Regions from separate parts of the Homo sapiens genome. Here region 2 is linked to region 1. A link is an interaction called in ENCODE POLR2A ChIA-PET data of the cell type or tissue named here. Cell type or tissue: GM12878. All regions are shown on one strand. Each heading gives the region's core, and the rest is flanking DNA. Links, peaks and the distances in the headings are about the cores only.

Region 1 (4,392 bases), core at 249-4,248:
ATTTCACTTAAAAAAAAAGTTTATTTTCTACTCACACAACATTCAGATCAGCAAGGGGTTCTGCCCATGGTAGGCTGAAATAGGCTTCTTCCTTTTTTTTTTTTTTTTTTGTTGAGACAGGGCCTCACTCTGTTGTTCAGGGTGCAGAGCCGTAGCACAATCTCGGCTTAATGCAACTTCTGCTTCCTGGGTTCAAGTAATCCTCCTATTTAGTCCCCCAAATAGCTGGGACCACAGGTGCACGGCACCATGCCCGACTAATTTTTTTTTTTTCATTTTCAACAAGTGTTTTGTCACCAAACATTAAAAACCTACACAAAATACAGGCCAGGTACAGTGGCTCACGCCTGTAATCCCAGAACTTTGGGAGTCCGAGGCGGGCAGATCACCTGAGGTCAGGAGTTCGAGACCAGCCTGGCCAACATGGTGAAACTCCCTCTCTACTAAAAATTCAAAAATTAGCCAGGCGTGGTCATGTGCAATTGCAGTCCCAGCTACTCAGGAGGCTGAGGCTTGAGAATTGCTTGGACCTGGGAGGCGGAGGTTGCAATGAGCTGAGATCATGCCACTGCACTCCAGCCTGGGTGACGAGAGCCAGACTTCATCTCAAAAAACAAAAATATATACAGAATACAAAGATAGTATAATAGACTTGTCACCCAGGTTGAACAGCTACTAGTCATGCCATGTTTGCTTCATCTATACTTTGACCCATTTCCTACCCCCCAATTTATTAGTTTTTTGGGTTTTCTTTTTAGATAAAATGTATACATATTGAAAGGTACAATCTGAACTGTACCATTTTGACAAATTAATACACTCATATAGACTTCCCCCCTTTAAAGAATAGAATTACTCCACTTACTAATCATTAATGTACATATAAGTTACGTCGAAGTAGTATTTACAATCCAAATTTTTATAAAATAGGTCAGAGTTTTGACTGAGAATTTTTTTTTTTTTTTGAGACCGAGTCTTGCCCTGTTGCCCAGGCTGGAGTGCAGTGGTGCAATCTTGGCTCACCGCAACCTCTGCCTCCCAGGTTCAAGCGATTCTCCTGCCTCAGCCTCCCGAGTAGCTGGGATTACAGGCTTGCGCCACCTCGCCTGTCTAATTTTTTGTGTTTTTAGTAGAGATGGGGTTTTGCCATCTTTGCCAGGTTGGTCTTGAACTCCTGACCTTCTGATCCACCCACCTCAGCCTCCCAAACTGCTGGGATTACACGCGTGAGCCACCGCGCCTGGCCGAGAATTTTTATTTTTAAAAAAGTAGAGATCTGTAGAGCACACAGTAACTACAATGTCTATTTATCTCAAGTAAATACAGTTTGATGAATAAAATTAAGGAAAATTCACCTAAGATGAAAAAAAAACAATCAAACCATCTGTGCAATATGCTATCTGTAGGAGCATTTGGTTAAGAATAACAAACTAACCCAACAATTTTATTATTTTAATAACCAAAATTGGCACAAATTTCTACTATTGTTTTCATAGAAATGCTCCCTCACAATAAAAAAATTTTCATATCATGAGAGCAAAAACAGCAAATATTTGAAAAAGTAGATGTCTTATAAAATTAAGTAGCAAAGGCCAGGCGCAGTGGCTCATGCCAGTAATCCCAGCACTTCGGGAGGCCGAGGCGGGAGGATCACCTGAGGTCAGGGGTTCGAGACTAGCCTGGCCAACATGGTGAAACCATATCTCTACTAAAAATTCCAAAATTAGCCAGACGTGGTGGCGGGCAGGAGAATCGCTTGAATCTGGGAGACAGAGGTTGCAGTGAGCCGAGATCTTGCCACTGTACTCTAGTTTGGGTGACAAGAGCAAAACTCCATCTCAAAAAAAAAAAAGAAAAATCACAGTTACCTATAATTCGATCATTCAATCAATCATCAGATAACTCAGCTCATTCAATTATCTGCAAGTGTAGATAATTCTCATAGCTTCCTATTAAAATTATGTTTTATGCCCTTACAAATTTTAACTTAGTTTTTCTTTTATTTATTTATTAGTAGGAGTCTCACTCTGTCGCCCAGGCTGGAGTGCAGTGGCACAATCTTGGCTCTCTGCAACCTCCACCTCCTGGGTTCATGCAATTCTCCTGCCTCAGCCTCCTGAGTAGCTGACATTACAGGCATGAGGCACCACACCCAGCTAATCCCACAGTGCAGGGATTAGAGGCATAAGCCACCTCCCCCTCCTACTTTTTCTTCTTACTTGGTCCGAGGGCTGTGGGACGGGGCCCCACCCCAGCCCATCACCAGAGACTTTTGGTCTTGGCCATGTGTCCTAAGACTTAATAGTTCTTGCACATTCTCTTGGTAATCAATTCAATTTGTTTCTTCCAAATCTTGCAGTAAAACTGATGTTCCAGCCAGGCGCTGTGGCTCATGCCTAGACGGTTTTCATCTTGACATGACCCTTGTGCTAGGAGTGTAAAGTAGAAAACCACAGATGGATACACATCATTGCCAGTCCCTTTTCACTAACCAAAGCGTGTCAGTGACCCTGCTTAACTTTAGTGGGTGCAGGGAAGTGGCATGCTTGCAAGAGTCAGAAAGAAAGCTGAAAATACTAGGTGGAGAACACGAATCGCTATCAAAACCCACCCATTTGATCACAGAAACTCAGCTCATGCTCCTTCCTGCTTGCAAAATACAGTCACCCCTCCAAGAGAGAACTCCATAGTCCCACCTGTAATGGCATCAAGCCTCTTTTTCTTTCCATGTGGTCTGTGATCATTCAGTAGCCTAGCCAAGCTTTTTTTTTTTTTTAAAATTACTGAACATATATTTCTGAGTTCCTGCTGTTTCCAAGGTATTAATACAATAGTGCAGAAATCAAAGTTCCTACCCTCTTGGAGATTGCATTTGATGAGTTCCCATTTGTGTCAGGCCAACTTTCTTGCATTCTGTTTTTATTTTAAAAATAAATATGGTCTCAAAAAACAAACAAAAACAACAGCAACAAAATGGTCTCAGTTAATATTCCAACAGCCCTGGGAGATAAGTAGTATTATCTTGAGATGCCTTTTGTGAATTTTCAGCAACAACTAGAATTTTAAAAACAATCCATAGATATTTCCATAACGTACGTATATGAAAGGACACAGTGAACAATGATAAGAAAACTTAGGTTTTAAAAAGGTTAAGTACCTTATTAAAGGTAAAAGCTGGCCAGGCGTGGTAGCTCACGCCTGTAATCCCAAAACTTTGGGAGGCTGAGGCAGGCTGATCACTTGAGGTCAGGAGTTCGAGACAAGCCTGGCCAACATGGTGAAACCCTATCTCTACTAAAAATACAAAAATTAGCCAGGCATGGGGGCGGGTGCCTGTAATCCCAGCTACTTGGGAGGCCAAGACATGAGAATCACTTGAAACCAGGAGGCGGAGGTTGCAGTGAGCTGAGATCGTGCCACTGCACTCCAGCCTAGGTGACAGAGTGAGACTCTGTCTCAAAAAGAAAAATAAATAAATAAATAAAAATAAATAAATAAAGCAAAGCCAAAATTCAAAACTCAAACTTTATTTTGACTCCAGAGTTCCTTTTATACAATACCTTTTCCTCTGAAGTCATGCCCCAGCTGATATCACAGTCAAAATACATTTTAAAGGATGAGTGGGACAGAGGTGTAATGGGGAAAAGGTACTAGTCAAAACTTTTTAAAAAATAGGCTTTTATGGGTGTGGTGGCTCATGCCTGTAATCCCAGCAACTTGGGAGGCTGAGGCAGGAGAATTGCTTGAACCTGGGAGGTGGAGGTTGCGGTAAGCCAAGATCGCTCCATTGCACTCCAGCCTAGGCAACAAGAGTGAAGCTCCGTCTCAAAAAAAAAAAAAAAAAAAAAAAGTCTTTTTAGAGCAGTTTTAGTTTCGCAGCAAAATTGAGCAGAAAATACAAAAAGTTCCCACACACCCCTAGAGCCCCCTGCTCCACAAACAATCCCATTGTTAACATCCCACCGCACCCGGCCGGCTCTGTGTATTTGTCTTCACTTTTTTCCCCTGCTTCTTGGATTTGCTAACTTTATGGTTGCCTTATCTTCAAGTTTGTTGATCTTTTTTCTACCTACTCAAATCTGTTCTTGAATTCGTCTAATGAATTATCACCTCCATTATTGTAACTTTCAGCTCCAGAATTCCTGTTTGTGAATTTTTAATAATTTATTTCTTTCTATTGACATTCTCACTTCTTTCATATATCATTCTCATGATCTGCTTTAGTTCTTTGTCCATATTTTCCTTCATCTCACTGAACACATTGGAGACAGTTGATTTAATGTCTTTGACTAATAGTTTCAATGTGTGGGCTTCCCTAGTAACAGTATATGTTAAATCATGGTTTATTGTAAATGAGTTATACTTTCCTATGTCTTTATGCTTTGTAATTAC
Region 2 (4,392 bases), core at 328-4,327, 440 kb before region 1:
GGGTCTGGTGCCCATCCCAATCCAGTCATTTGTGGCTGTGGAAGCCGGGGGTCTTCTACCGGCCTTTGAAGGAACACCCTTTGTAGGGAGACCTAGGGGCATCTCTGAGAAAGGACAGGTTCCCCCAGAGGGCTTGTGTGTGCTCTTCCTCTCACCCTTGCCCTACCTTGTTACAGATTATCTGGGCAAAGGGCTTTGCCTGCTCAGATGAAGCCAGCATCACCCTGGGCAGGTTTCAGGCAACACTGGCCATCTGTAGAGGACTTTGAGGGGCCTTTTTTTTTTTTTTTTGAGATGGAGTTTCACTCTGTTGCCCAGGCTGGAGTGCAGTGGCGTGATCTTGGCTCACTGCAATCTCCACCTCCCCATTTCAAGCGATTCTCCTGCCTCAGCATCCTGAGGAGCTGGGATTACAGGCGCCTGCCACCACACCCGGCTAATTTTTGTATTTTTAGTAGAGATGGGGTTTCACCATGCTGGCCATGTTGGTCTTGAACTCCTGACCTCGTGATCCGCCCACCTCAGCCTCCCAGTGCTGGGATTACAGGTGTGAGCCACCGTGCCTGGCCGAGGGGCCTCCATCTTTAAGTCAGCGCATCACCCTCATCCAGTGCTTTGTTGGGGGTTCAATGGTAGAATTTCTGCAGATCCCATGTGATGCTCAGTCGATACAACCCAAGAGTTCACTTTGCGGCACCGAATTCTGTCATAGTTAAGAGCACAGGCTCTGGAGTCAGACCTTGGGTTTGAATGCTAGCTCCTCTCTTCACTTGCCTTAAGTAATCTGCCTTGGGCAAGTAATCTACCACCCCTGAGCCTCAGCTTCTTCACCTGCCAGAGTGAGGCAATGCATCAATTATCAATAAGGATGCCTTTGGTCGTAAGTGACAAAAGTCTGACCCCAAATGGCTTAAGCAACAAACAAACAAAAAGATAATCTGTTGGACCATGCAACTACAGTTCAGGGCGTGGATTTCAGGCATGGCTGGAACCAGGGGCTCAAAGAATGTGCCCAGGCTCTATTTTCCTTTCTCTATTTCTTGGCTCCGCTCCAGCCTTGCTTTCTCACATAGTCCTGAGATGGTTCAGCAGCTCCTAGAGCTACATCTTGACTCATTCACATACACAGTCTGTGTCTCAGAATTCCCAGGTAAAGTCTTCATCTTCATTATGATTGGACCACTTGAGGTCACATGTCCAGACTTGATCCAATCACCATAACCCAGGCTGATAGAACAGTTTGAGCCAATTAGGGTTGACTTCCAGATCTGTGGGTGAAGTCAGCCCCATCCAATTGGTGACTAAGAAGTAGAGTGGGGAGTGGAATTTGGGAAGGCAGCGAACAAATAATACCTAACTCCGTAGAACACTTACCACCTGCCAACTACTATTCTGAGCACTTTGCATATATTAACTCTCTTACTGCTTAGAACAACCCAAGGAGTTGCGTCCTGACATCATTCCCATTTTACAAATGAGGAAACTGAGGCACAGGGAGCTTAAGTGGCTTGGTGACGCTGCGAGGAAGTGGCAGAACTGGAAGCAGAGATCTTGGGACTTTTGTAAGAGGTGCCAGGACTGGCACATCCTAAGCCCTTCCACCTGCTGAGGATCATTCTTTAGGAAAAGCTGATAGGACGAGGTCTGGCTGGGTGAGAGGACTCCCGACTGCCTTCTCATCCTCCGCTTGTCTTTTCTGTCCACAGTGGGATGATTTCATGGAACTTGGCAGAAGTATCCCTGACACCCAACTGGAGCAGGTCATCGAGAGCCAGAAGGCGAATCAATGCGCAGTGCTCATCTACACTTCAGGGACCACAGGCATACCCAAGGGAGTGATGCTCAGTCATGACAACGTACGCCAAAGTCCCTTTGCTCTGGAGTGGTGGCCTTTGGGCTGTTTCTCTTGTTGGCTTCCAGGGGCAGGGTGGCATTCCAGGGTCTAGTACGCAGTGTGGCTCCTTCACCATTGGGGGTTAGAGAGTAGCGTAGTTGCTTCACTAGGGGGCAGCAGAGTGCAGTGATTGAGATCAAGGAATGCTGGCCATGTCAAAAGCAGAAAAATGTCTGGCAGGGTATGCACCCAGCAGACAATGATTCCTCTGTGTGAGTCAGGAAGGTTGTGTGTGTGTGTGTGTGTGTGTGTGTGTGTGTGTGTGTGTGTGTGTGTGTTTTGAGATGGGGTCTCCCTCTGTCGCCCAGGCTGGAGTGCAGTGGCGCAATCTTGGCTCACTGCAACCTCTGCCTCCGTTCAAGTGATTTTCCTGCCTCAGCCTCCCAGGTAGCTGGGATTACAGGCACCCGCCACCATGCCTGGCTAATTTTTGTATGTTTATTAGAGACAGGGTTTCACCAAGTTGGCCAGGCTGGTCTTGAACTCCTGACCTCAGGTGATCCACCGCCTTGGCCTCCCAAAGTGCTGGGATTACAGGCATGAGCCACCACGCCCAGCCTACTTTATTTTTCAGTTGTGTGTGTGTTTTGTTTTGTTTTGCTTTTTGAGACCGAGTCTGGCTCTGTGCCCCAGGCTGGAGTACAGTGGCACTCCACTCACTGCAACCACTGCCTCCTGGGTTCAAGCAATTCTCGTGCCTCAGCCTCCTGAGTATCTGGGACTACAAGCCAGTGCCACCACATCCAACTAATTTTTTGTATTTTGGGTAGAGATGGAGTTTCACCACGTTGACCAGGCTGGTCTCAAACTCCTGACCTCAAGTGATCTGCCTGCCTCGGCCTCCCAAAGTGTTGGGATTACAGGCGTGAGCCACAGCACCTGGTCTGTTTTTACACTGTTTTTAGAGATGGGTTCTTACCATGTTGCCCAGGCTGGAGTGCAGTGACTACTCACAGGCACAATCATCATGCACTTAAGCTTCAGACTCAACAGGCTCAAGTGATCCTTCTGCCTCAGCCTCCCAAGTAGCTGGGTCTACAGGTGCATGCAATCACACCTGGCCTGCTGGTTTTTAAATGAAGAATTTCTATAAAAGCATTCTTATAAATGCTTCCCTGCCCCCCCTCAGCCTAGGGTAATAGTTACCAGCACACACTGGTGTCTGACCACCTCAGTGTTGGAATCCTGGCTTTGCTACTTGTAAGTAACCATGTAAGCTGGTGTGACATTGGTCATATGACATCACCAAACTGTGTGTCAGTTTGCCCAACTGTAAAATGGGGAGAGTAGAGGGCCCAATTCTGGCAGAGGGCCTGGCCCATGGAAGGTCAGCAATGGAAGATTGCAAAAGTCAGCCTCCACTCCCTTAATACACTGTCTCAGCTAGTGCTGTATAGCAAGGTGTGGAGCTAGGATCATCCCCCTGGGTCTGGAGGTCCCGATCCTAGATCCACACCCTGGAAATCTTCTCTGAATTTCTCATTTTAACATGAATCCAAATCTTTTGCCAACACTGTCTCCTTCAGCAGAACTCCTTTCCTCCTCCTGCATCTTAGCTCAAGGCCTCTTAGAAGTTTTCTGATTTTTCTACAACTATGGTTTTTACTCTCCCACACTGTCTGTCTGAGCAATATCACGGGCCCAGGACTAAGGTCTATATGTAAATTAAAACTTGGCTTCCTGTAAAATTTGATGCATAAATATATTTTGCTATAACAACAAGGAAAGCAGGCTTCAAGTTTGGCAATAAATCACGGGAGTACAAATTAAAAGTTCAGACATTACAGAAGCCCTTGGACTCAATTGTATGATGCATGATAGAGAAAAATTATTTTTGGCCCAGTCTCCATCATCGCTCCCCTGGACCTGTGTGGTTGCTTCCACCCCATCCGGTTACCCGCCTCCCACCCAACTCCCACCCTCACCCCCACCCCCAGTCTATCCTCTCTACAGCCACCAGAGAGTGCCTGTGAGCACCTGAGTCAAGTCCCAATCCTCCTCTGTCTGCAGCCCTCCATGGCTCCCACTTCCCTCCAGGTAAAAGCCCAAGTCTCCTGAGGCCCACAAGGCACTGCAAGCCTAGCCCCATCTCCCTTCTCCTCTCCTCTCCTCCCTCTCTCCCCCTTGCTCACTCTGTTCTAGCCACATGGTCCTCCTTGCTGTTCCTCCAACACACCAGACACGTCCTGCCTCTTGGTCTTTGCATGAGCTCCGTGGGAAGTATTTTTCCACACAGCTTGTTCCCTCCCCTCCTTCGGGTGGGTCTCTGCTCAGTGTCACTTCCTCAGTGAAGCCCTCCCTAACTTCCATGTTTGAAATAGCAAACAATAAACCACCCCATTACTACCTAATTCCCATTTGGCTACTTTTTTTCTTCCTTAGAAAATTTTGACACTGTCATATTATATGCTCATTTGTTTATCAGGAACATCAGCTCCTTGAGGTCAGGGGTTTTCTGTCTTATTCACTACTGTAACTGCAGTGCCTGATGAGCAGGA

Evidence for each region. ChIA-PET counts read pairs that join two places held together with the same protein. Peaks named below come from ENCODE experiments on the same cell type or tissue, not always from the same donor. Only the 100,000 strongest peaks of a DNase experiment are listed, where the experiment ranks them.
Region 2: POLR2A ChIA-PET joins it to region 1 with 5 read pairs; 2 of 35 experiments call an interaction of 5 or more read pairs at or near these places.

What each region holds. Positions count from the first base shown.
Region 1 is chr19:6,606,693-6,611,084 of GRCh38, forward strand. No RefSeq gene overlaps it. Among named protein-coding and RNA genes, the nearest start is that of CD70, 18 kb to the left of the region's middle. RefSeq lists an enhancer at 2,316-2,425. In GM12878, for the core only: no CTCF peak of the experiment used is centred there; a DNase peak (open chromatin) is centred at 2,499; H3K4me3 peaks cover 877 bases; H3K27ac peaks cover 1,354 bases.
Region 2 is chr19:6,164,160-6,168,551 of GRCh38, forward strand. It overlaps ACSBG2 (acyl-CoA synthetase bubblegum family member 2), which reads left to right. Exons shown (of 15, transcript NM_030924.5): 7 at 1,707-1,856. The region is part of intron 2 of LOC105372255 (a long non-coding RNA gene); the gene reads right to left. Among named protein-coding and RNA genes, the nearest start is that of ACSBG2, 31 kb to the left of the region's middle. In GM12878, for the core only: a CTCF peak has its summit at 2,009 (motif pointing right); a DNase peak (open chromatin) is centred at 2,002.